6 separate regions of the Homo sapiens genome follow, and regions 2, 3, 4, 5 and 6 are each linked to region 1. Evidence: chromatin loops called from intact Hi-C (ENCODE). Cell type or tissue: heart right ventricle. All regions are shown on one strand. Region 1 overlaps LINC02507 (long intergenic non-protein coding RNA 2507). Region 2 has its middle 160 kb from the start of TTC29. Region 3 has its middle 180 kb from the start of MIR548G. Region 4 has its middle 170 kb from the start of TTC29. Region 5 overlaps EDNRA (endothelin receptor type A). Region 6 overlaps LOC105377476 (a long non-coding RNA gene).

Region 1 (4,000 bases):
GCCATTTGTATATCTTCTTTTGAGAATTGTCTATTCATGTCCTTAGCCCACTTTTTGATGGGATTATTTGTTTGTTTGTTTTTTTTCCTTGCTGATTTGTTTGAGTTCCTTGTAGATTCTGGATATTAGTCCTTTGTCAGATGCATACAAACTGAATTATTATTATGGGCAAATAATACTATTATTTGTTGATTACTGTCATGAGACTCAGGCAAGGTTGTTTTAACATCTCCCTAGGTCCTAGATCCATGCTTATTTTTGGAGTCTTGCTTCATATTATTCATATTAAAGTGAATATTCATATTATTCATAATATTCATATTAAAGTGAATATCTCACACTAATCAAGGGAAACATATATATATTGCTTAAGCATTTTTTTGACAGAATTTAAGAATTTTAAAATTTTTTAGTTTTTGAAAAGATTTAGCTGTGACTTATTTAAGATTAGCTTTGATTTCTTAATTCAGGAGGGTAAGAAGGTCCATGAACTTGGATGAAAAAAATCTGTTTTCATTAACTTCAAACTGAAATTTGTAATTTTATTTATTAAAGAATATAGGCCATACATCACATTAATATTAACAATATCTCTCTCACCAATAGAAACAATAGATATATTCATGTCACATTACAGGGATTACGAATATCCCAAAACATCATTTATACTAATTGCTACTTTGAATATATAGTTGTGACATTGTTATTAAATCTTGTTATTAAATGCATTAATAAATAAGCACATATTTACAAATTAGTATTTTAAAGTTTTTTTTTTTTTTTGAGATGACTCTTGCTCTGTTACCCAGGCTGGAGTGCAGTGGTGCAATCTCAGCTCACCACAACATCCGCCTCCTGGGCTCAAGAGATTCTCCTGCCTCAGCCTCCCAAGTAGCTGGGATCACAGGCGTGTGCCACCACACCCAGCTAATTTTGTGTGTGTGTGTGTGTGTGTGTGTGTTTAGTAGAGATGGGTTTTCACCATGTTGGCCAGGCTGGTCTCAAATTCCTGACCTCAGTGATCCATCCACCTCAGCCTCCCAGAGTGCTGGGATTACAGTCGTGAGCTACTGCGCCCGGCCGAGTTTTTAAAAGTTTTTTGAAAATTTTATTTTAAAATAGTTGGCTTTCTTTGTGGGGCATTTTAAAAAAGTTCCAGGAGCTTCACTTAGGCTTCCAAAGGGATCTATGGCACAAAAGTGGAAAAGATCCCCTGCTAGGGCCTCGTGGGTAAAACAGCCTGGGGCTCAGGCTATGGGTCACTCTCGCCTGGTATTTTTTCTTTGTTCTTTTGTAGAAAATAGTGGGGACTTAGCAGGCTCAGGAGAGTGCAACTGCAGGCAGAAACAAGAGAAAGTTCAAAATATGTCTAAACTTTACTGGAAGATTTACTGGTTATCAAGTCAGAAGACTTTGGATCCAGTCCAGGCTTACCTTTAATATTCTCACAGTAGATGCATTTGCTCATTGAATCAGCCAATCTTTAAAAAGGGCCTATCACCAGCCTGACCCTATGCCTAGGCATTGGAGCAGGCAGGCCCAGGGTTGAGTCCATTCTGTCACTCACCAGAGGAGTGACCTTGAACAAGTTATTTCATATCCTGAAGCCTCAGTTTTCTAATCTGTAGAATGGAGATACTGATTCTGAATTTAACAGGGTGGTTGAGAGGATTAGATAAGATGGGTGTAAAGTACAATAAACACAGAGAAGATTACAGTTACTATGAATCACCATTTTGTCTATAAACTCTTGCATCAATGTGCTGCTAGTTGTCAAAGAAAAGCATATAAAACAGTCTTCTCTTGTATCACTGATTAAATATTTTTTTCTGTTAATGTTTTTGAAGCATTGTTTAGAGAACTGTAAAAGTAGTTAAAAAGAGGAAATATGACTGAAAATTCATATTCCTGAAAATATATGAATGTTAAAAATTGTATCAGGTGATATAATGACTCATCAATAACCTTACTAGATTATTTATTCTTAAAAGATATATTTGGTCAGGCGCAGTGGCTCACGCCTGTAATCCTAGGTCTTTGGGAGGCCGAGGTGGGCGGATCTCTTTGAGTTCAGAAGTTGGAGACCAGCCTGGGCAACATGGTGAAACCCTATCTCTACAAAAAAATACAAAAGAAAAAATAAAAAAGAAGTGGGTGTGGTGCCTCGTGCCTGTGGTCCCAGCTACTCGGGAACTGAGGCTGGAGGATGGCTTGAGCCAGAAAGCGGAGGTTGCGGTGTGAGCTCATATCACGCCACTGCACTCCAGCCTGGGCAACAGAGCGACACCCTAAGGGAAAAAAAAGTATATTATAGTTAAAAAACTTAAAAAAAGTTCTATCTGTAATTATGATTCTAAGAGAGCCATCCCACTGTTTTCTTTCCTGATACTATATTTTCTAAAAGTCTAAACACAAGGCTTTCCTTTGTTTTGGTTTTGAAACTTTGACCATTTATTCATAAACCATGCTAAAAACAGCAACTACCACCAGGTCGCGCTGTAGTTCCACAATGAAAACAGGCTGGGGTCTAAGGAATTCTCGAAGGTCTCAGTTGTCACATCATTTCTGTTTTTTGAAGCAAAGAGGGGTGGAGACAAATATTTAAAAGGAAAAAGAAAAGCTTTTGCTGAAAATAAATAACTTCAAATTCACTATAATTTAAACGTTGATATTCAGCAAAAAAGATTTTATCTGAGAATGTTGCTATTGCTACTTTTAGAAAAAATTGCTTTCAACTCAGTCCTGTTATTTTCCGGATGGAAAAATATAAAATAAATAAATAAAAACCGTGCTGAAAGTTTTCTTTCCTATATTCTCTAGTGGTTGATGGATAATACTATTTTTTTAAAATCCCAAGATGAGGTATATTTTATTTAAAAATTATAGTGATAGCTTAGGTATAAACCAGGCTTTAGAAAATATATAAACACTTCATCTTAAAAACAGTTTTTTTTTTGTTTTGAAAAAGCCCTTTTTTCTTTTTTGGTCTTATTTTTCCCAAATGTCAATATTTATGAGTCAGGGGTTGTGGGAAATGTTACCTAGAGCTACAAGGGCCGGAGATTGCCCTCTTGTATCCCTGGGGAGTTGAGCATGAGTGCCAGAGGGCAATGTTTGGCTGGAAGGACCCAAGCCTGCCTTTCTTTGCACCCCACAGTATGCCCTTTGAAGTGAAAGACATTTCTGTACTCAGCTCTACTTCATAGGAATTCAACTCAGGATGAGCAATGCACACAAATTTCTGTATACCCTTTTAGTATAAAAACAGAGGCAGACTAACAGAAAACCAAAAAAGCCAGAATTAATGCAGGCTGTTTGGAGTTTTGGAAACTCTTCTGATAACTTAAGTCACAAATCTAAATTTCTGGATGAGACTATTTTTTGATCATGTCACTTTCAGAACATCAGTCACTTGAAGTTTAACCCCTTTTAGGATTTGGGTGGTATTATTAGGAGTTTTGTCAATGGCAAAGACAGAAGTCCATGAGAAAGAAATCCTCACAGAAATAAGGTAAAAATCACGAAATATCAGTAAATTATGAAGCTTACATTTGTTTTGAAAATGAACCCATCAGCATAATGAAAAAAAATGCATTATTTAATCCAAGTGTTTTAGTTTGCTTCCTTACAAATTGTCCGTTATTAGGGACTGAACAAGAAAATAAAAGCTGAAAATGAACAAGATTTACTGAGTGGAATACAGGGGAACTGGGAAATATGCTGGCAAATTGGAGCCATTAACAAGTTAAAAAAATCAGAAACAGTTTTGAAAACCAGAAAGTCACCAGTAAAATATATCCGTAAGGTCAAATGAGCTGTCCTGATGTTGATTCTCAATTTCCTCCTGCATTTATTTGAAGGAGCTTCTCTTTATTATTATTATTTTTAAATTTAAATCTTTAACCCCCATAGATGGCTATGTCTCCTAGTATCTTTCAGCTAAGGATTATAACTTTTTCTTTGCTCTATGAACTTTAACACTTCTTTATTTAGCTTGATT
Region 2 (4,000 bases), 480 kb after region 1:
GCTAGGTGGACTTGAACTTGAATCTTGGATTTTTCCACTTACTGGTTTACTTAGATTCTTTAAGCTTTAGTTTATATAAACAATATAAAATTATGTAGTTTTATGTCATCGATAGAAGGTTGGGAAGAGTGAAGGAGAGCAAGTATGGGAAATACTTAGTATCTGGCACACAGGAAGCACTCAATATGGAAAGTGGAAAAATAGGAACTGCATAGAACAGAGGCTCTTAACCTTATCTGATTCCAACCCTACATAACAAATATTTATTTATATATTTTTACTTGACAAAAATTGTGTATACCTATGGTATCTAGCATGATGTTTTGATAAATGTGCACATTGTGGAATGGCTAAATCAGGCTCTTTAACATATGCATGACATCACATATGTATTTTTTGTGGTAAGTGCTTGAAGTCTTCTTGCAATTTTCAAGTATACAATATATTGTTATTAACTATAGACACCATGATGTTCAATAGGTCTCTTGAACTCATTCCTCCTGTGTAACTGGAAATTTTGTGTCTGTTGACCAATGTTTCCCCAAATCCTTTCTCCCCCAACAAATAGTTTTATATTTTCTTTTCCCTTTACTATCTTAGAAAGAAATTTTAGAGCTAACACAAGATACTACATTATTTAAATTCGAGCACATTAGAGTGCTCTAATTATAACATAAAGGAGAAATAGAGGAAATTGGCAAATGGTGAAATCATAATATGCATTTCATGATAATTGGCAAATGGTGAACTAATAAGCATTTCAACATAATGCTTGGATACAAATGACACCAGAAGACAAAATACTTGTGCTTCCACAGTCATCCTGAGTATGGCAACTAGCCATGCAGAGCTATCCAGCTATGTGACTCAACAAAAAGTAGAACCTTGGTGACTTTTTCAAATAGGAAAAAACCCTTGGTAATATATCAAACAAGGCATAGTGATATTCCCTCACATATGTGGTAGGTGCATTACTGGGAATTTTATATTGGTTTATACAAACTAAATGTATCGTTTATATTTAAACCATACAGAAGCACCATTAGAGTTAAGGTTCTAAGCTAAAAAAGTTATAATCAGATTTTTTGGCCTACACAAACTTGGGATGGAATGATTTTTCATTGTGGGACTGTCTCCTTCATTACACCATGTTGATAATTCTGGACCCCCATCTACTAAATACCAATAGCCCCTACCCTCTAAATCTTAACCAAAAGTAACCCCACAGCTTTCCAAAAATACCTCCTAGTGGGATATGCTACTCTCTTTAGGAATCAATGGCCCAGAGAGGCATTGAATCTCAAAGCTGATTTTCTTAACTTCTTAAACAAGCCAAAGGTTTTGAAATCCAGGCTGTGGGGAGTGAGACTGAGGAATTCCTTTTTTTTTTTTTTTAACTTTTATTTTAAGTCCAGGGGTACATATTCAGGTTTGTTATGTAGGTAAACTCATGTCGTGGGGGTTTGTTGTACAGATTATTTCCCCATCCCAGTGTTAAGCCTAGTACCCATTACTTATCTTTCCTGGTCCTCTTCCTCCTCCGACCCTCCAACCTCTGGTAGGCCCGAGTGTCTGTTGTTTCCCTCTTTGTGTCCATGTGTTCTTGTCATTTAGCTCCCACTTATAAGTGAGAACATGCGGTATTTCATTTTCGGCTCCTGCATTAGTTTTCTAAGGAAAATGGCCTCTAGCTCCATCCACGTCCCTGCAAAGGACTTGATCTCATTCTTTTTTATGGCTCCGTAGTAGTTCATGGTGTATATGTACCACATTTCCTTTATCTAATCTTTTATTGGTGGGCATTTAGGTTGATTCCATGTCTTTGCTATTGTAAATAGTGCTACAGTGAACATTCATGTGCATGTGTCTTTATGGTAGAATGATCTATATTCCTTCAGATATATACCCAGTAATGGGATTGCTGGGTCAAATGTTAGTTCAGTTTTTAGCCCTTTGAGGAATCGCCACACTGCTTTCCACAGTGGTTGAACTAATTTATCCTCCCACCAACAGTGTATAAGCATTCCTTTTTTTCCACAACCTCGCCAGCATCTGTTACTTTTTTGACTTTTTAATAATAGCCATTCTGACTGGTGTGAGATGGCATCTCATTGTTTTGATTTGCATTTCTCTAGTGATCAGTGATGTCGAACATTTTTTCATATGCTTGTTGGCCACATGTATGTCTTCTTTTGAAAAGTATCTGTTTATGTTCTTGGCCCACTTTTGAATGCAGTTGTTTGTTTTTTCTCTTGTAAGTGTATTTAAGTTCATTATAGATGCTGGATATTAGACCTTTGTCAGATGCATAGTTTGCAAATATTTTCTCCCGTTCTGTAGCTTGTCTGTTTACACTGTTGATAGTTTCTTTTGCTGTGCAGAAGCTCTTTAGTTTAATTACATCCAATTTGTCAATTTTTGCTTTTGTTGCAAAAGCTTTTGTTGTCTTTGTCATGAAATCTTTGTCCAGGATGGCACTGCCTAGGTTGTCTTTCAGGATTTTTGTTTTTTGGGGGTTTTACATATAAGGTTTAATCCATCTTGAGTTAATTTTTGTATATGGCATAAGGAAGGGCCCTAGTTTCAATCTTTTGCATATGGCTAGCCAGTTACCCCAGCACCATTTATTGAATAGGGCATTTTTTCTATTTTTGTTTTGGTTGTTTTTCTATTGCTTGTTTTTGTCAACCTTCTCAAAGATCAGATGGTTGTAGATGTGTGGCCTTATTTCTAGACTCTCTATTCTGTTACATTGGTCTAGGTACCTCTTTTTGTTCTAGTACCGTGTTGTTTTGGTTATTGTAGCCCTGTAGTATAGTTTGAAGTTGGACAGTGTGACATCTCCAGCTTTGTTCTTTTTGCTTAGGATTTCCTTGGCTATTTGGGCTCTTTTTTAGTTCCATATGAATTTTAAAGTAGTTTTTTCTAGTTCTGTGAAGAATGGTATTGGTAGTTTGACAGGAATAGCATTGCATCTATAAGTTGTTTTGGATAGTATGGCCATTTTAATGATATTGATTCTTCCTATCCATGAGCATGAAATGTTTTTCCATTTGTTTGTGTCATCTCTGATTTCTTTGAGCAGTGGTTTGTGATTCTCATTGTAGAGATCTTTCACCTGGTTGGCTGTATTCCTATGTATTTTATTATGTTTGTGGCAATTGTGAATGGAATTGCATTCCGGATTTGGCTCTCAGCTTAGCTATTGTTGGTGTATAGGGATGTTAGTGACTTTTGTATTTTGATTTTGTATCCTGAGACTTTGCTGAAGTTGTTTATCAGCTGAAGGAGCCTTTGGGCCAGGGCTATGGGGTTTTCTAGATATAGAATCATGTCATCTGTAAACAACAATAGTTTGACTTCCTCTCTTCCTATTTGGATGTCCTTTATTTCTTTCTCTCGCCTTACTGCTCTGGCCAGGACTTCCAATACTATGTTGAATAGGAGTGGTGAGAGAGAGCATTCTTGTCTTGTGCTGATTTTCAAGGGGAATGCTTCTAGCTTGCTCATTCAGTATGATGTTGGCTGTAGGTTTGTCATAGATGGTTTTTATTATTTTGAGGTATGTTACTTCAATACCTAGTTTGTTGAGAGTTTTTATCATAAAGGGTGTTGAATTTTATCAAAAGCCTTTTCTGCATCTATTAAGATAATTATGTGGTTTTTGTCTTTAGTTCTGTTTATGTGATGAATCACATTTATTGATTTGCATAATCCCTGCATCTCAGGGATAAAGCCTACTTGATCATGGTGGATTAGTTTTTCTATGTGATTCTAGATTCAGTGTGCCAGTATTTTGTTGAGGATTTTTGCATTGATGTTCATCAAGGATATTGGCCTGAAGCTTTCTTTATTTGTTGTGTCTCTGCCAGGTGAGGTATTTCTAATAACCAAGATTCTTTGAAATTTCAAGAGGAAAGACTGGCAGTTTGTGGAGTTTACCTAAGGGAATCCTTGCCTAACTCTCCCCCTACCAGGAGAATGTTAGAAGGAGAGAAAA
Region 3 (4,000 bases), 430 kb after region 1:
TATGTTTGTTTTGTCCACTGATGTATTCCAAGTATCTACAACAGTGCCTGGCACACAGTAGATACTCAGTAAATATTCACTGAGTAAATGAATGAGCACTCATCATCTTTACATGTGTGCCAGACTGTTGTCTTCCCATGCTGTCTACTGGACTGTTGTTCTCATATGTCAGAGCCCTTTTGGGTAAGTGGGTAACATTACTTCTTCCAGTCTTTATCATTGTTTTGCTAGAGTTGTCTGCTCCTTCAAATCTGCTCTGAACAAAGCCTGCTTCCTGCTTGACTTGACAACATGAGAATGTCTATTGCTGCATTTTTTGCCTCTTTCTGATTGTAGAGCTGTGACTACATTTCTGCATTTATTGCCGGCCATAATGTGGTTAAAAAAGAGGCATTTGAAACTCTCTTCAACTGCATGTTTTCAATGTGGACAGTGTGCAGGGACCTATGAAGAACGGCAGCTATAGGTTTTGACCAACGGTTGGAGGTTGTGAGGGTTAAATAGGCTTCTTATTTCCCATTGGTAGACAACTCCTTAAAAGGAGCACTCATGGCTGAGGAAGAATCTATTTAGGTGTGAGCTGAAAGGTAAAACCTTAAAGGTTGGGTACACTTTCCTACCTCATTGATTTTGCTCTCTAAAAACGGTATCACTTTGATTTTTTAAAGCTGGGGAGCTTTTTAGAAAATACAGTTTTTCAGGTACTGCACCCATTCATTTGTTCTGAGGTGTAGCCCAGGAATCTGGATGTTTATTCCCAGGTTATCACGATGAGAGAGAGGTTGTTGTTATGGAGAGGGAGTCTGGTAGGGAAAAGAATTCAGAGAGAAAGAAGATATCTACTGTATCAAGTGAAAACCCACTGTCTTTTGCAAGAATGCTCCTATGAAATGTTTCTGAGTTCCAGCATGTTATATCTCTATACTTAGGGATGTTATATCTCTGTGCTTAGGTTTATTGGAAAGACAGGTGAGGCTATGCCCTGTTCATTGCACAAGTGGACCTCTTTGTTATTCAAAGTCCAGATCCATCTGAATTTTCCTCTCTGCTCTCTTCTGGGATATCATTCTGCTGACAACAGCATGAGATTTTAAGTCGCAATGTTTATTCATAAGGAATTAGACTTGAAATAAGCTAAGCAATAAAATTTTTTTAAACCTCTAAAGCTCTATAGGCATCTTTTGTATTATTATTACTACTAAGAAAAACAGTATTATTGCTGAATCTTGTGGGTGCTTTGAGGCATGCAGTAAGCCAAGCTGGACATGGTAAGTAGGAAGGCCCAGGTGTGGTTGGTGGACTCACCTCTGGTGAGCGCTCTGTGAAATCAATTGAGTTGGCTTATGCTCTCTAGCCCCAGGAGGATACACTTTTCACATTGTATCCTTTGGCAGTTTAAAAATGTGTGTTCCAGGATTATTACTTTAAAAATTTTTGCCTGTGATCCTACACCCTAACAAATATGTTGTTTTTCTAGCAGATTTCTTTCTTTATTCTTATACATATATGCACATATTTTATACAGTTTTATTTATGTTATGGATACAATTTTCTCAATTTTTTTAACCAAACATTTTTCTTGTTTTTTCTAATCTTCACAATTTTAATCGTAATAACTACATATTATTTGGTATTTTTATTTGATTATTGTACAATTATTAGATAGGTTGTTTCCAAATTTTTCTGTGATGAATAAACCTAGGATTAATATGATATCTTCATGCCAACACCTCCTCCAACAATTTGAGTTTTTATCTTTGGCCAAACACTCAAATGTGAGATTATAGTCGCAAAAGATAGAAACATTTTCCAGGCTCCTGAAAACTATTAGAAAAACCTCTGCGCTTGATTTTCTCATCCTTATGATGAGGTTATAATAGTATGTTAAGTGATTAGAACAATGCATTCAATACATATTGGTGGCCACAGCTGCCACCACTACCACTGTATTACTACTACAATATTATTTGTATTATCATTTTGGGGAAGATCAGCTTTATTCTTATGAATAAAAACAAACATCTTAATACAATTTTGATAATCAGAATGCTCATATAGGGTTTTTTTTTTTTTTTTTGGTTTCTCTTTGTCTTTTTAAATTGATTTGAAGGCTGTTTGGTTTTTGTCCTTCCTCAATACCAGCTTTCGTCTTAAAATAATTGTCTTCTTAATTTCCTCCTTTTCCTTACTTTTTCCTCATGATGCCATTTCCATATAGGAAAGTAAACTATGCGTCTCTTATATTTATATATAATATTCTTACATTGTATTTGGTGGTAATAAAGGTAAATTGAAGAGGAAAAGGTGCTAGGAAAAGAAACACCATTGTCTGTCTCAGACTCAAGCTTAGCATCTATTCGGGTGGGGTGTAAAAATCTGACCTCTGGTGGTTCTGACCTGTAGCTGCAGGTCAGACTTAACCAAGTCTGAAATGGAGCACAGAAAAATGTATCCTCTGGCAGTGGCTGAACTGGTACAGGGCTGATTGATTGTTAAAGTTCTTTTGTACTGGTTGTGATGATCATTCCTTATGCCAGTTAAGACACTCTTGCTTTCTTCCTTACCAAGGAATTATCTTATAATTCAGTTCCTCAGAATGAAGGGCTTTAAATAAGTGTACCAAGCATCACAGTCTCCAAAAAATATTTTCTTAAAACTACTAACCACTACCATCATCGCCACAACCACCACCTGTTGAATTTTATCTAGAAATTTCAGAGAGGAAAAATGGATTCTAAACATGAGCAAAAGGGAACATCAGAGGGATTAAAATTCTATTTTTTTTTGGTCTTCAGAACTTCTTTAAATGGAGATATACCTTATCTCCTGATCAAATATTTTCAAAATTTTTACCTCCCAGGATTTAGGTTTTCTTAAAAAGTAAACTTAAAAGTCTCAAAAATAATTGTCAGATCTCATCAGATATCCGTATTTATTTATTGATCATGTAATTAAAAGGGAATAATATAAATGAAGGAAATAAAATTAGGTCTAAGAGGCTACAGGGAGTTTACGAGAAACACATGGAATATTTTTGTTTTTAATGGTTGTTTAAAATGATATGGGAAGGGTGTCCCTTTGCCTAAGCTTGAGAATAAATATTTATATTAAATTTTTATTATTTTGACTCTATAAAAACCTGTTTTCAAGGTGATTGAATTAATAGCACACAACTAAAAGTTAATTTGGTATTGTGCGTTTACATGTGTTTGTGTACAAAAGCTAGTTGAAAAGTGGAAGGATTTAGTTAATCATAGCTATGTGTTTGGTTCACATGAAATTATAGACTGTGAGACAGTTGGCATTGAAAATAAGTTTATTATTTCTAGATAGATGACACATTCTCCTTTGGTCCCACTATAAGTAGGGGCTGGTGTCTATGTTATTGTCTCTAGTCAAGAAGGGGATTATTAGTGACATGTCCTTTGCAAATTGGTTCATCAATCGTCCCCAGAATTTATACTATTGACCTTGACTTCAAATAAACAAGATTAATACTTTTCTGTAAAATAAGGTTGAGATTTGAATGTGTTTCTCGATCTCTTCCAAACCAAATCTTAGACTGACTAATGTTTAAAAGCTTACTAATGAGCCCTGTCATTTCAATATATTCTAATTATATATTATTGCTATGAATTATTTTTGAATTTGTATATATGTTGCAAAAAAGTTCAGAAATGCCAAAATATATAAATAGGACAATAATATATATATATATTTTGAGACGGAGGCTTGCTCTGTTGCCCAGCCTGGAGTGCAGTGGCGCGATCTCGGCTCACTGCAAGCTCCACCTCCCGGGTTCACGCCATTCTCCCGCCTTAGCCTCCCAAGTAGCTGGGACTACAGGCGCCCACCAACACGCCCGGCTAATTTTTTTGTATTGTTAGTAGAGACGGGGTTTCACCGTGTTAGCCAGGATAGATTTGATCTCCTGACCTCGTGATCCACCTGCCTCAGCCTCCCAAAGTGCTGGGATTACAGGCATGAGCCACCGCGCCCG
Region 4 (4,000 bases), 470 kb after region 1:
AGAAACTGAATGTCTGGATTTCACCATCACATTTGCAGCATCATTAGGACACAAGTTGGTCTCTGAGAGCAAAGCGTACTTGTCAGGGGGAACTGTTCCTTTGCAAAGTACCAGAAAGTGAGATGATGGCAATAAAACTGCAATAAGGGGACAGAGAATACTTTTCACCTCTGCCAAGTTTTCCTAATGCATTCTCTAAAATGCAGATTCTGATTTTCATTAATTCTCTTTATGTAGGCAGAATTTTCCATTATTCCTCAGCAGACAATGCCTTAGTGTATCTCCAGATTTGGAAACATTTCACCTTTAAAATTGTTAATGTGGATTGTGAGAGTGAGAGAATTCTGGTGGTAACCCTTTTTAAAAGGAATATTTTGTTATCCTCCCTACTTTCCCAATCCCAACTGGCATGAGGTGGGCAAAGCCGTCTGCCTACTTGTTGTAAATGTGTACTCCAAATGGACACATTTTCCTAAAGCGGGTTTCCTTGGATAAGATAATCATGCTGATCTTTGTAATGACCAATGGCTAAAGTTCATTTGCAAAAGAAGAAAAAATCATGTAGATATAAATACAGACTCTGATGTATTTATGTGATCATATATTTATATTTAGCTACATGTCACATTTTATGTAGCATTTATTAATTTTAAGAGAGCAAGATACCCACTTCATCTGTATTAATGCCTTATCATTTAGAATATCCACTAGCTTAAGGTACCTTATTCTATTTTATTTTCTATTACCTATTCTCTTGGGAAATGTATTAGATGAAGTGAAGAACAGGAACGGGAGAGAAAAAACTCTCCTAACATGATTGTGATAAACCTCAGGAGCAGTATCATGTTTACTAAGGAGTTTCAGTTTTGCTTGGAAGCCTTCCCCTGTCCATTCTTGGTTATGGGCTTTGGTCCAGTTTCTCAACTAGCCGTGCTGTTAGCAGCAATAACTAAAGAGGAAGAGAAATTACACAGCAGCATCAGCTCTGTGAAATCAGGGCCTAGCACATAGTGGTCACTTAGTACCTGTGTGCTGGATTTGGAAGTGACAAACAATATAGTGCATCCACATTTTGGGGTCAGGATGCTGCCCCTGCAAAGGTCCACTAAGAAGGTAAGGACTGTGTGATGGTCGTGGTAGGGCCAGCAGGTGCCGAGGCAGGGCCAGGTGTCTTGAAAGCAGAAAAAGATGGGAAATGCTCCTATTAAAAGTTAGGGGCAAAAAGAGACTGAATGCTTTCTCTGTATTTTTGCAGATAACCTAGTGTGTAATATAGCACAATATGTCAAAAATCCATTCCCACACCTCCTAAACAGCCATACCCCAGTATTTTAACCAACAACTGAGATCATGTGGGAGTAGAGAGGCTGGTATTAAAAAATATAATATTTGTGGGCTTTTTTTTCTGTAAATAATCTAGTTTTTCAGATAAAATTTGTAATATTATTTTTAATAAATAAAATTGAGTTTCAGTTAGAGTACATCTCTTGTGCATTTATTTCATCTCTGTTTTGAAATAATCATCAAGTGAGGAAGCCTGAGTTTTGTATCAGTTTTTCAGGTGTGTTTTGATGTTATTATAAAAATATGTTTGAAAGGAGCAGAAGAAGATACCTATCATCCTCCAAATATCAGAGATTTGCTGAGCATGACGAGAACAATATTGCATTTTCCTTAAAACGAAGAATGAAAAGATTAAAAGAACATTGTATTTTAGAACCCAACTCCTTTTTAAAATATAAAAAAATGAGATTGTTTGCCAGACTATATAGGGTCCATGGAAAAACTACCACCATAGCCAGATCTGAGAAGAAACCCAAGGATCTAGAGTGAGAGAGTGAAAAACAACTCATAATGTTTGGACTGAGGGTTAAAGAAGGAAAAATCCACAATCAAGGTGTGATTCCAGGAGAGAAGGAGTGAGACGGCCGTCAACAAGAAAGCTGGCTTATTGCAGAGCAGGAACTTGGCAGGAGCGAATGGTAATACAGACACACTATCTTATCTTCTCCCGAGAAAGGCCTCCAGCTCTGAGCCTAATCCTTTTGGCAAGGGAGAATCAGGAAGCTTAAGATTTTATAGCCTTGCTGGGCTCTCCCTGTACCTATTTGGAAGATAAACAAATAACTCCAAGGCTTTTCATCACCCTTTAGCCTAAATAAGGAGTACATTTCTCCAGATAGATGGCTATTTTCAAGCCAAAAATGAGAGAGCAGGAACACATCCACTGTGGAAAGAGATAAGAGCTGTTCTGCTTAGACAGCAGAAGATCTGGAGACACCAAATCCCAGGCCAGATTTCACCGTGAGGAGTCTGGGGAAAATTTCCAATCTTTTGGGGATAAGAGACTGTAACTAATTCCCTTGGCAAATGGAGTTACGTGGGAAATAATCTTCAGTGACAAAGTCATCTTAAAATGATCTAAAATGACAATTGTCTGCATTTAATATTTTTTATCACTTACTACTTGATTAACCAAAGGTTTGGCACAACATTATGTGGTTTTGAAAGTGATGTGGCCAAAAAGAGAGGTAATTTTTTTATAAAGATATAGCCTGGTGTAGCAGAAGGATCATGGCTTTGGGAGCTAAAGATGTGGGCTTGTGTCTGAAGTCTTCATCTTGCTTCCTTTGTGATCTTATTACAAGTTACTTACTCTCTCTAAGTCCCAGATATTGTTTTCATCTGATGATAATGATAACCTACTTATTCTTTTGTGGTGGGGATTAGATAAGATACTAAGAATAGACATATATTAAATGATGTCACCTAATAGCATGTTTTGGATACTTGGAACGTAATCTGAATCCTGAAATTCCTTTTTTTTTTATTATTATACTTTAAGTTCTAGGGTATATGTGCACAACGTGCAGGTTTATTACATAGGTATACATGTGCCATGTTGATTTGCTGCACCCGTCAACTCATCATTTACATTAGATATTTCTCCTAATGCTATCCCTCCCCCAGGCCCCCACCCCCCGACAGGCCCTGGTGTGTGACGTTCCCCGCCCTGTGTCCAAGTTTTCTCATTGTTCAATGAGTGAGAACATGTGGTGTTTGGTTTTCTGTCCTTGTGATAGTTTGCTCAGATTGATGGTTTCCAGCTTCATCCATGCCCCTGAAAAGGAGATGAACTCATCCTTTTTTATGGCTGCATAGTATTCCATGGTGTATATGTGCCACATTTTCTTAATCCAGTCTATCATTGTTGGACATTTGGGTTGGTTCCAAGTCTTTGCTATTGTGAATAGTTCCACAATAAACATATGTGTGCATGTGTCTTTATAGTAGCATGATTTATAATCCTTTCGGTATATACCCAGTAATGGGATTGCTGGGTCAAATGGTATTTCTAGTTCTAGATCCTTGAGGAATCGCTACACTGTCTTCCACAATTGTTGAACTAATTCACACTCCCACCAACAGTGTAAAAGCGTTCGTATTTCTCCATATCCTCTCCAGCATCTGTTGTTTCCTGACTTTTTTTTTTCTTTTTTTGAGACGGAGTCTCACTCTGTTGCCCAGGCCGGAGTGCAGTGGCGCCATCTCGGCTCACTGCAAACTCCGCCTCCTGGGTTCATGCCATTCTCCTGCCTCAGCCTCCTGAGTAGCTGGGACTACAGGTGCCTGCCACCACGCCTGGATAATTTTTTTGTATTTTTAATAGAGACGGGGTTTCATCCTGTTAGCCAGGATGGTCTTGATCCCCTGACCTTGTGATATGCCCACCTCGGCCTCCCAAAGTGCTGGGATTACAGGCATAAGCCACTGTACCCAGCCTGTTTCCTGACTTTTTAATGATCGCCATTCTAACTGGTGTGAGATGGTATCTCATTGTGGTTTTGATTTGCATTTCTCTGATGGCCAGTGATGGTGAGCATTTTTTCATGTGTCTGTTGGCTGCATAAATGTCTTCTTTTGAGAAGTGTCTGTTCATATCCTTTGCCCACTTTTTGATGGGATTGTTTGTTTTTTCTTGTAAATTTGTTTAAGTTCT
Region 5 (4,000 bases), 78 kb after region 1:
AGCCTGGGCAACGAGAGTGAAACTCCGTCTCAAAAAAACAAAAAAGAAAAAGAAAAAGAAAAAATCGTGTTGGGGCCATGTAGCCTGCATCCCCTTACACTCTCACCCAAAGACAATAGTCCCTAAAGACATCAGCACATAAAGTCACAGTACAATAACAGATGTTCTACTGCCCCAGGCCTCACCAGCTTAGCACTACAAAATAAGGCTGTTCTCCCCTATATTCAGGATGGGTTGTGAACCTATAAGATTTAGGTTCAAGTACGAGATTGACCTGTTGCTAACTGTGTGACCTTGGGTAAGCCAGTTCCCCGTTGTAAGTCTGTGTTTCTGTATTTGTTAAATGGGGGTAGTTCTCATACCTGCCACAAGGATATGATGCTCATTTGGGGTGCTCAAATGGGTTAATGCATATGAAAGAATTCTGCAAACTGAACATATAACACACAAACGTTATTTTGAATTGCTATAATTTGTAATCGTAAACTGAAACGTACCATTTATGCACAACCATGAAAATATAAACGAACTTATGCCTCTTTATCCATTCCAGATGTTAATATCCCCTGCTACTTAATCCTATTACTTGTACATTATTTTTGTTGTTGTCATGGCATCTTAAAATGGTACAAATAAAACTAGTGGCATATTTTTCTTTGTGCTGATTTTCCTCTCACCCCATCCTGTGAGGCCGAAGGGTTCTTCTCCTCTCCTTCATCTCCTGTTTGTCCTAGACAGGAATGAGGGATTTACAAATACAGTCTGTAATAGCTGCAAACCTCAAAGCAAGGAAAACCTTCTCTTCCCTTCAATATGAATTATTATAGGGTCGCTTAGAATTGGACATGACTGACCAGGTATCAGGCTTTAAAAACTGAGGTTCTGAGGTTTTTCTTTCTTTCTGGGGAAGGGACTGGGATGTAAAAGTTGGTACATAGTTGACTCAGTAGCAAACAAAAACATCTTCCAACAGCACAGACTGAGATGATTATAAAGATTGTGATGCCCAGGACAGGCCATTTATGAGAACGTGCTCTCTGGCCACTGCAGATACTACGAAATAAGTCACTGTGTGTGACCAAGAATAGATTTTGTTCTTCTGTTATGCATTAATTGCTTCAGGATTGAGACAGAGCATTCATACAAATGTCATAAAAGCTATGGCCTCTCCCTATCCCCTATCCATACACTTTTTCCTTTGAACAGGCTTTTCTTGCCTCCTGACCAGTCCAAGAATTCAGGATGTATGACAAATGCAGAGTAGAGCAGAAATTCCATAAATGGTTTTGACTCTGGCCTTAGGTGCCCTCCCTGAGCTGGGGGGATGGAGAAGCCCTCCTTGTAATCAAGGCAGCTGGCTTGGCATAGTAGCTCAGAGCGTGGGCCCTGAAGCTGGATTCCTTGGGGGCAGACTGACCCCAAGCTCTGCTGTCTTCCTGATCTTTTGACATTGGCATGCTCGTTAACCTTTGTGCCTGTTAGTTTTCTCTTCTATAAAATGAAGATCGTTCTGGTAGCTACCACAGAGGATTACTGTGGGCCAGCGAAGAGAGAATCCAGAGGAAGGGCTTGGCAGAAGTCAGAATATGGAAGTGTGAGCCATAACTATTGATGGTTCATGGTTATGGTCACCCATGGTCCAGGTCACCAGGTGCAGGGTGGTGGCAGGCCACACAAGAACAAAAGACCCCACCAGAAGATAAGCAGAAATAACAGCTTCTCAAGAAGCTCTAAGCAATCTTCCCTGGGAGCTCCACAGAAGAAGAGGGTGGTGTGACCTAACAGTAAAGAGAACAGGCTCGGGTGACTTTGTCCCCTGGCGTGACTTAGACATGTTAACTGTTCCTCATGGAAAACTGCAGATAAAGAGAGTGCCCATGCATATGGTTGATGTATTAAATGGGTTCATACATGAAAAGCACTTACAGCAGGGCCTGATCTATAGCAAATCATAAATGTTAGTTCCCGTAGGAGATGGATTCTGAGGAACTGCTTCTTGCTAAACTGCATTTAGATGGAAAGAGATGGAATTGTTGCTACTCACTAACCACATCTTTCACTACTGAATATTCGGTGTTTCAGTCTCTGTTGAGGTCTTCACTTTTTAGAATCTGAAATACATAGATGTTAATAACAACAAGGTGGATGAGAGGAAACAAGGAGAAAGAGAACTTTTTAAAGCCAGAGTTCCAGAGCCATGAAGATTTTTTCCTTTGAGGATAGATTATTCACCCAAGATATGGGCTTATCACCCCTGAGAATCTCAGTCACCTGAAGCCTGGGAATCAAGAGGAATATCTCTTTTTAATAACTCTCTTTGCTGTAAGAGTACCAATCCAAAAGTGAGGGACTTGAGGCTTTTACTTATTTTGTAAGCATATGACCAAAGGATCATTGGATAGAGAAGAATGGAACTTTAGAGAAGAAAAATTAGAGAGCCTCAATATTGAAATTGCAAGGTTTGTGCTGATTGTGTGTGTCAATACTTTAAGGTTTAATTCATAATGGAGAGGAGATTCATGCTAGAAAGAAAGACCCTGGTTTTCATGGAATGGAGAAAAGATTTTCCATGTGTTGTGAGTGGAGCCCTACATCTTGTCATAAAAACATACAAGCACAGTTTTGGGCCTTATTGTGTGTCTGGGTCAGAGCTCCCATCATAGAAATGGGGTGCTTTGACCCGGACAGACAATAAGTCCCAAAACCTAATGGAAAAGTTTTATAGTTGATTTTAATCATCAGTCTCTATGGTCAGACATGCTAGTGCCTATTTAAAAGAAACAGGCAGGCAAAACCAAAGCAGAACAAAACAAGATAAAACAGAATAGCAGAGATCCCCACATACAGATTTAGGTAGTGGATCCCAAAATCTTATCAGTGATGTAGGTGATGATGAATAGGAAAAAGGGAAAACAAATGGCATATTTGAAAGTATGCAGCTGATTTAATGATCTAATGTATAAGTTCTGAAGAAACTTAAGTTCTTTATTGTAAAATGTGTCATGTGGTCACAATTATCCTGAGTGTAGATGGAAAAAATGAGCCAAAAAAGATATGGTATGCAGCATGAGCAAAATAATACCATATGTGTGTTTCGGGAAAAAAAGAATAAAGTAGAATAAAGTTGATGCTCTCACTGACTTGATAGTAAATAAGATTGAGGTGATTTTGAATATTTAACAACAGAAATTCATTAGAAAATAAAACTTCACAATTACTCATAATTGAGGCATTAAGCAAAATAGAAGACAAAGTCAGGATGGCTGGCTTACTAATCATATTATGAAACTTCAGATAAGAATGGCATACATTTTAATAATTCACTATAAAGTTTTAGAAGCCAGGCTGTCTTCTAGGGAAATGCAATTTGTGGTGTCGAGAGTATTAAAACCACAAAAGTTCTATTGAATGCAGAGATGGAAGGATGGAACATACTAAAGGAGAAGTTAGAAATGCTGGCTTCCAGTCTAGCTCTGTCAAAAATCTAGAAGATTTAGCTCCCTCCTCTGCCAAACAAGAAATGTTAGGCTAGAACTAGATACTCTCTGAATTCTCTACCAGCTCTGAAATTGTACATTATTTTCATATCAGAACTCTAGTCTGTAACTAGTTTATCTGAAACTATTATTAACTCCATTTATCTCTAAGCTAACCTGCACCCTTCCCTGTACTGTATATGATTAATTTTGCTTTCTCAATTTCTTTTCATTCTTCCCGTGAAAGAGTGCTTCAGTCCCTTTTTTTCTACCTAAAAAGATTAAGGATGTCAGAACTTGGAGAATCCCACATATTGAAGCCTTGAGACTATTTATTTGCCTTGAATATATGAACACTATTTCATTACTCTCAAAGGAAAAGCTAAAATGTATAGTAAATTTGCCCAGTGAGCTGTAAGCATCATATTGTATACATAATTTGAATTACATATAAAATGTAGAAAAAATATCAGTTAAGTGGAGATTTTAAGCTTCCAACCACGGGTCTGTTATAAACAATAATG
Region 6 (4,000 bases), 490 kb after region 1:
ATGTGCAGACATGAAAGTCTTCCTCATCCAGATGATTTGGGAGGCCAACTCCCTCACACAGCTGAGTCCTTGGAACATAGGCAGGCTCAGTCTAGGATGGCTTCTAGAGAGAATACTTGGAGCAGCAATGTGACCCCCTAAGATGTCAGAAGTGGGGAAGGGGCTGAAATCTCCCTTTCAAAGGCTCACAGCTTCCTTGGCAGCTTGAGTAATTGGAAGAAACTAGTAGCCCAGCCATAGCTTCAAAGGGTGGTATCACTGATGATTTGAGAAACTCCCGGTATTAACATCTACCTTAGAACCTTCACAAATACACAAACATGAGAGGATTTGTCATACTATTGTTAGAGTCAAATGAAACACAACCTTGTTGTCAACTGACCAATACTTTGATTTTAGAGCTAGAAACTAGCATGAAGATTAAGGGGGTCTGGTGGTAGTAGCATCTGTAGTTGGGAGAAATCCCCTCAATAATAGAATTTTTTTTACTAAATTTTTTTAATGACTGTGCAAAAACAATTTATTTTGAGAATAAAAATATCTATGAAGTTCAAAATGCATGACAATAATACAAAAGATGAGTTGGTGGTAAATGGAGTTAAACTGGTAAAATTTCCTAGCATCATCAAGGAAATGGTATAAGCAATTATTTTATTATTTATTTATTGAATTTTTTTATTTTTCCATAAGTTATTGGGGTACAGGTGGTATTTGGTTACATGAGTAAGTTCTTTAGTGGTGATTTGTGAGATTTTGGTGCACCCATCACCTGAGCAGTATACACTGCACCATATTTGTAGTCTTTTATCTCTCGCCCCCCTCCCACTCTTCCCCCCAAGTCCCCAAAGTCCACTGTATCATTCTTATGCCTTTGCAGCTTCATAGCTTAGCTCCCACATGTCAGTGAGAACGTAGATGTTTGGTTTTCCATTCCTGAGTTACTTCACTTAGAATAATAGTCTCCAATCTCATCCAGGTCACTGAAAATGCGGTTAATTCATTCCTTTTTATGGCTGCTTAGTATTCCATCATATATATATATATATATCACAGTTTCTTTATCCACTCATTGATTGATGGACATTTGGGTTGTTTCCACAATTTTCCAGTTGTGAATTGTGCTGCTATAAACATGCGTGTGCAAGTACCTTTTAAATAATGACTTCTTTTTCTCTGGGTGGATACCCAGTAGTGGGATTGTTGGATCAAATGGCAGTTCTACTTTTCGTTCTTTAAGGAATCTGCACACTGTTTTCCACAGTGGCTGTACTAGTTTACATTCCCACCAGCAGTGTAGAAGTGTTCCCTGATGTCTGCATCCACACTGACATCTACTGTTTCTTGATTCTTTGATTATGGCCATTCTTGCAAGAGTGAGGTGGTATCACACTGTGGTTTTGATTTGCATTTCCCTGATCATTAGTGATGTTGGCATTTTCCCACATGTTTGTTGGCCATTTGTATATCTTCTTTTGAGAATTGTCTATTCATGTCCTTAGCTCACTTTTTGATGAGATTGTTTGTTTTTTTCTTAGTGATTTGTTTGAGTTCGTTGTAGATTCTGGATGTTAGTCCTTTGTCAGATGTATAGATTGTGAAGATTTTCTCCCACTCTGTGGGTCGTCTGTTTACTCTGCTGACTGTTCCTTTTGCTGTGCAAAAGCTCTTTAATTAGAGCTATTTATCTTTGTTTTTATAGCATTTGCTTTTGGGTTCTTGGTCATGAAATCCTTGCCTAAGCCAATGTCTAGAAGGGTTTTTCCAATGTTACCTTCTAGAATATTTGTAGTTTCAGGTCTTAGGTTTATGAAATATATTTACATTATTTCCTGAGCTGTCTTTTCCTTCAACTTGAAACTTCTCGCAATGGTCTGATTCATTAATGTCTTCAATTGACCACTAGATGGCAACATTGTTCTTTTATGTTGCAGCTTTGACTCCCAATAAGCAAGACAGATTTAATTTTCCAACAACCAATTTTAAAAAGTAAAAATGCAAAAGCTAGTAATTTAAATACATCACTCTGTACAATGGGAACAAGGTACAGCATATTAAATTATGATTTTTCAATTCATTTACCTAAAAAGTGTACTACACAGTATTCTATTTCTGTGCATTTTTGGATAACAGACATTTGTACCTGGTGCATTTGGAGATGGTGTGGCCTCGGCTCTTCTAGTCTTTGTGGCTACAGAGAACTGCCCAGATGTTGAAATATGTTTTCATTCAAATCATTTAACATCTCTCTTGATTTTGCAACATCCTGGAGCAGTGATTTCCAAATCTGGAAGCTAAATAAATAAATAAAATTCCAGGAACCCGTCCTCAGAGATTCTGATTTAGTAGCTCTGATGTGGGCATGGGTATCTGAGTTTTTAATAGCACCTCCATCTGCTTCTGATTATCAACAAGTTTGGAAGTGGTCTTCGTGTCCTTAATTCCTTTAGCAACAGAATCCTTCAAATAATATGAATTTTAAGTCAACTTAATTTAAAATTGCCACACTTTTTTTTTTATTTTAGCAAAATGGTCTTCATTAAAAATACTCAAATATCTCAATTACTAGAAAGTTGAATTCATTGTAAAGATAGTAGGGCTTTAACAATTGTAATTAATATTCATTCACCCTGTGTGTCTGAAAGAAAGGTGATCAGACCCACGTGTGAGTTGGGATTGATGTGATGAGAAAGATGGCTCGCACATGGGTTGCCATTCCTGTGTGTTTCTCAGAATGGGGATCCTTGCACTGGGGAGGGGTGGATTTCTGCAGGAATAATTTCAGACATTGCAGAAGGATGTGTCTCTATTGTTATTCTGTTAAATACTAGGATGTATAACATAAAATGTCATTATCATTTCGGATAATTTTGAGGGTCCCATCAGCTATGTGAAGTAGTATTTTTCTTTGTCATTTCCCATTTTCCCTCTTCTCTTTTTCTCCCTGTCACTTTCTCTTTCTCTGTGTCTGTCTCTCTCCCTTTCTCTCTCTGTCTATATATATATACACACACACACATATATACACATATGTGTTTATATACGTATATACACGCATATATACACTTATGTGTATATACACATAAGTGTATATGTATGTATATGCACTTATGTGTATATACACATATGTGTATATGTATCTATATACACATATGTGTATATACACATGTGTATATGTATGTATATACACATGTGTATATACACATGTGTATATGTATGTATATATGTGTATATGTGTGTGCATGCACTTGTGTGTATGTACACACACGTGTGTATGTGTGTGCATGCACTTGTGTGTATGTACACACGTGTGTATGTGTGTGCATGCACTTGTGTGTATGTACACACGTGTGTATGTGTGTACATACACTTGTGTGTATGTACACGTGTGTATGTGTGTACATACACTTGTGTGTATGTACACACATGTGTATGTGTGTATATACACGTATATATACATATGTGTATATGTGTGTATATACACGTATATATACATATGTGTATATGTGTGTATATACACGTATATATACGTGTATATGTGTGTATATACACGTATATATACGTGTATATGTGTATATGTGTGTATATATACACGTATATATATACGTGTATATGTGTGTATATATACACGTATATATATACGTGTATATGTGTGTATATATACACGTATATATATACGTGTATATGTGTGTATATATACACGTATATATATACGTGTATATGTGTGTATATACGTGTATATGTGTGTATATACACGTATATATACATATATACGTGTATATGTGTGTATATACACGTATATACACACATATACACGTATGTACACACATATACAGATATATATATCTAAATAAATATATATTTCTGTCATTATTTGTTCTGGATCATTATTAACTCTTTGGTTTAAGGTGATAGCTTTAGACCAATTAATCACTGTTCAAATATTATTTGCCTTGGCTCATTTGAATTAAGTGACCTCATTAGTTTTTTTTCTTTCTCTAAT

What was found. Hi-C counts contacts between places; a loop is a spot of excess contacts. Peaks named below come from ENCODE experiments on the same cell type or tissue, not always from the same donor. Only the 100,000 strongest peaks of a DNase experiment are listed, where the experiment ranks them.
Region 2: it touches region 1 in a loop (7-fold over the local background); 56 of 110 quality-filtered maps call a loop at or near these places.
Region 3: a loop joins it to region 1, with 10 times the contacts of the local background. A loop is called at or near these places in 73 of 110 quality-filtered maps.
Region 4: it touches region 1 in a loop (5-fold over the local background); 55 of 110 quality-filtered maps call a loop at or near these places.
Region 5: it touches region 1 in a loop (4-fold over the local background); 41 of 110 quality-filtered maps call a loop at or near these places.
Region 6: it touches region 1 in a loop (7-fold over the local background); 16 of 110 quality-filtered maps call a loop at or near these places.

What each region holds. Positions count from the first base shown.
Region 1 is chr4:147,588,957-147,592,956 of GRCh38, reverse strand. All of the region lies in intron 3 of LINC02507 (long intergenic non-protein coding RNA 2507), which reads right to left. Among named protein-coding and RNA genes, the nearest start is that of LINC02507, 21 kb to the right of the region's middle. In heart right ventricle, a CTCF peak has its summit at 2,489 (motif pointing right); a DNase peak (open chromatin) is centred at 2,506; H3K27ac peaks cover 1,034 bases.
Region 2 is chr4:147,105,434-147,109,433 of GRCh38, reverse strand. No RefSeq gene overlaps it. Among named protein-coding and RNA genes, the nearest start is that of TTC29, 160 kb to the right of the region's middle. In heart right ventricle, no CTCF peak of the experiment used is centred here; no DNase peak of the experiment used is centred here.
Region 3 is chr4:147,159,487-147,163,486 of GRCh38, reverse strand. No RefSeq gene overlaps it. Among named protein-coding and RNA genes, the nearest start is that of MIR548G, 180 kb to the left of the region's middle. In heart right ventricle, a CTCF peak has its summit at 2,395 (motif pointing left); no DNase peak of the experiment used is centred here.
Region 4 is chr4:147,115,647-147,119,646 of GRCh38, reverse strand. No RefSeq gene overlaps it. Among named protein-coding and RNA genes, the nearest start is that of TTC29, 170 kb to the right of the region's middle. In heart right ventricle, no CTCF peak of the experiment used is centred here; no DNase peak of the experiment used is centred here; H3K27ac peaks cover 1,253 bases.
Region 5 is chr4:147,510,522-147,514,521 of GRCh38, reverse strand. The region is part of intron 2 of EDNRA (endothelin receptor type A); the gene reads right to left. Among named protein-coding and RNA genes, the nearest start is that of EDNRA, 31 kb to the right of the region's middle. In heart right ventricle, no CTCF peak of the experiment used is centred here; no DNase peak of the experiment used is centred here.
Region 6 is chr4:147,095,112-147,099,111 of GRCh38, reverse strand. LOC105377476 (a long non-coding RNA gene) reads right to left here. Exons shown (of 3, transcript XR_939316.3): 3 at 1,813-2,291. Among named protein-coding and RNA genes, the nearest start is that of TTC29, 150 kb to the right of the region's middle. In heart right ventricle, a CTCF peak has its summit at 1,900 (motif pointing right); no DNase peak of the experiment used is centred here.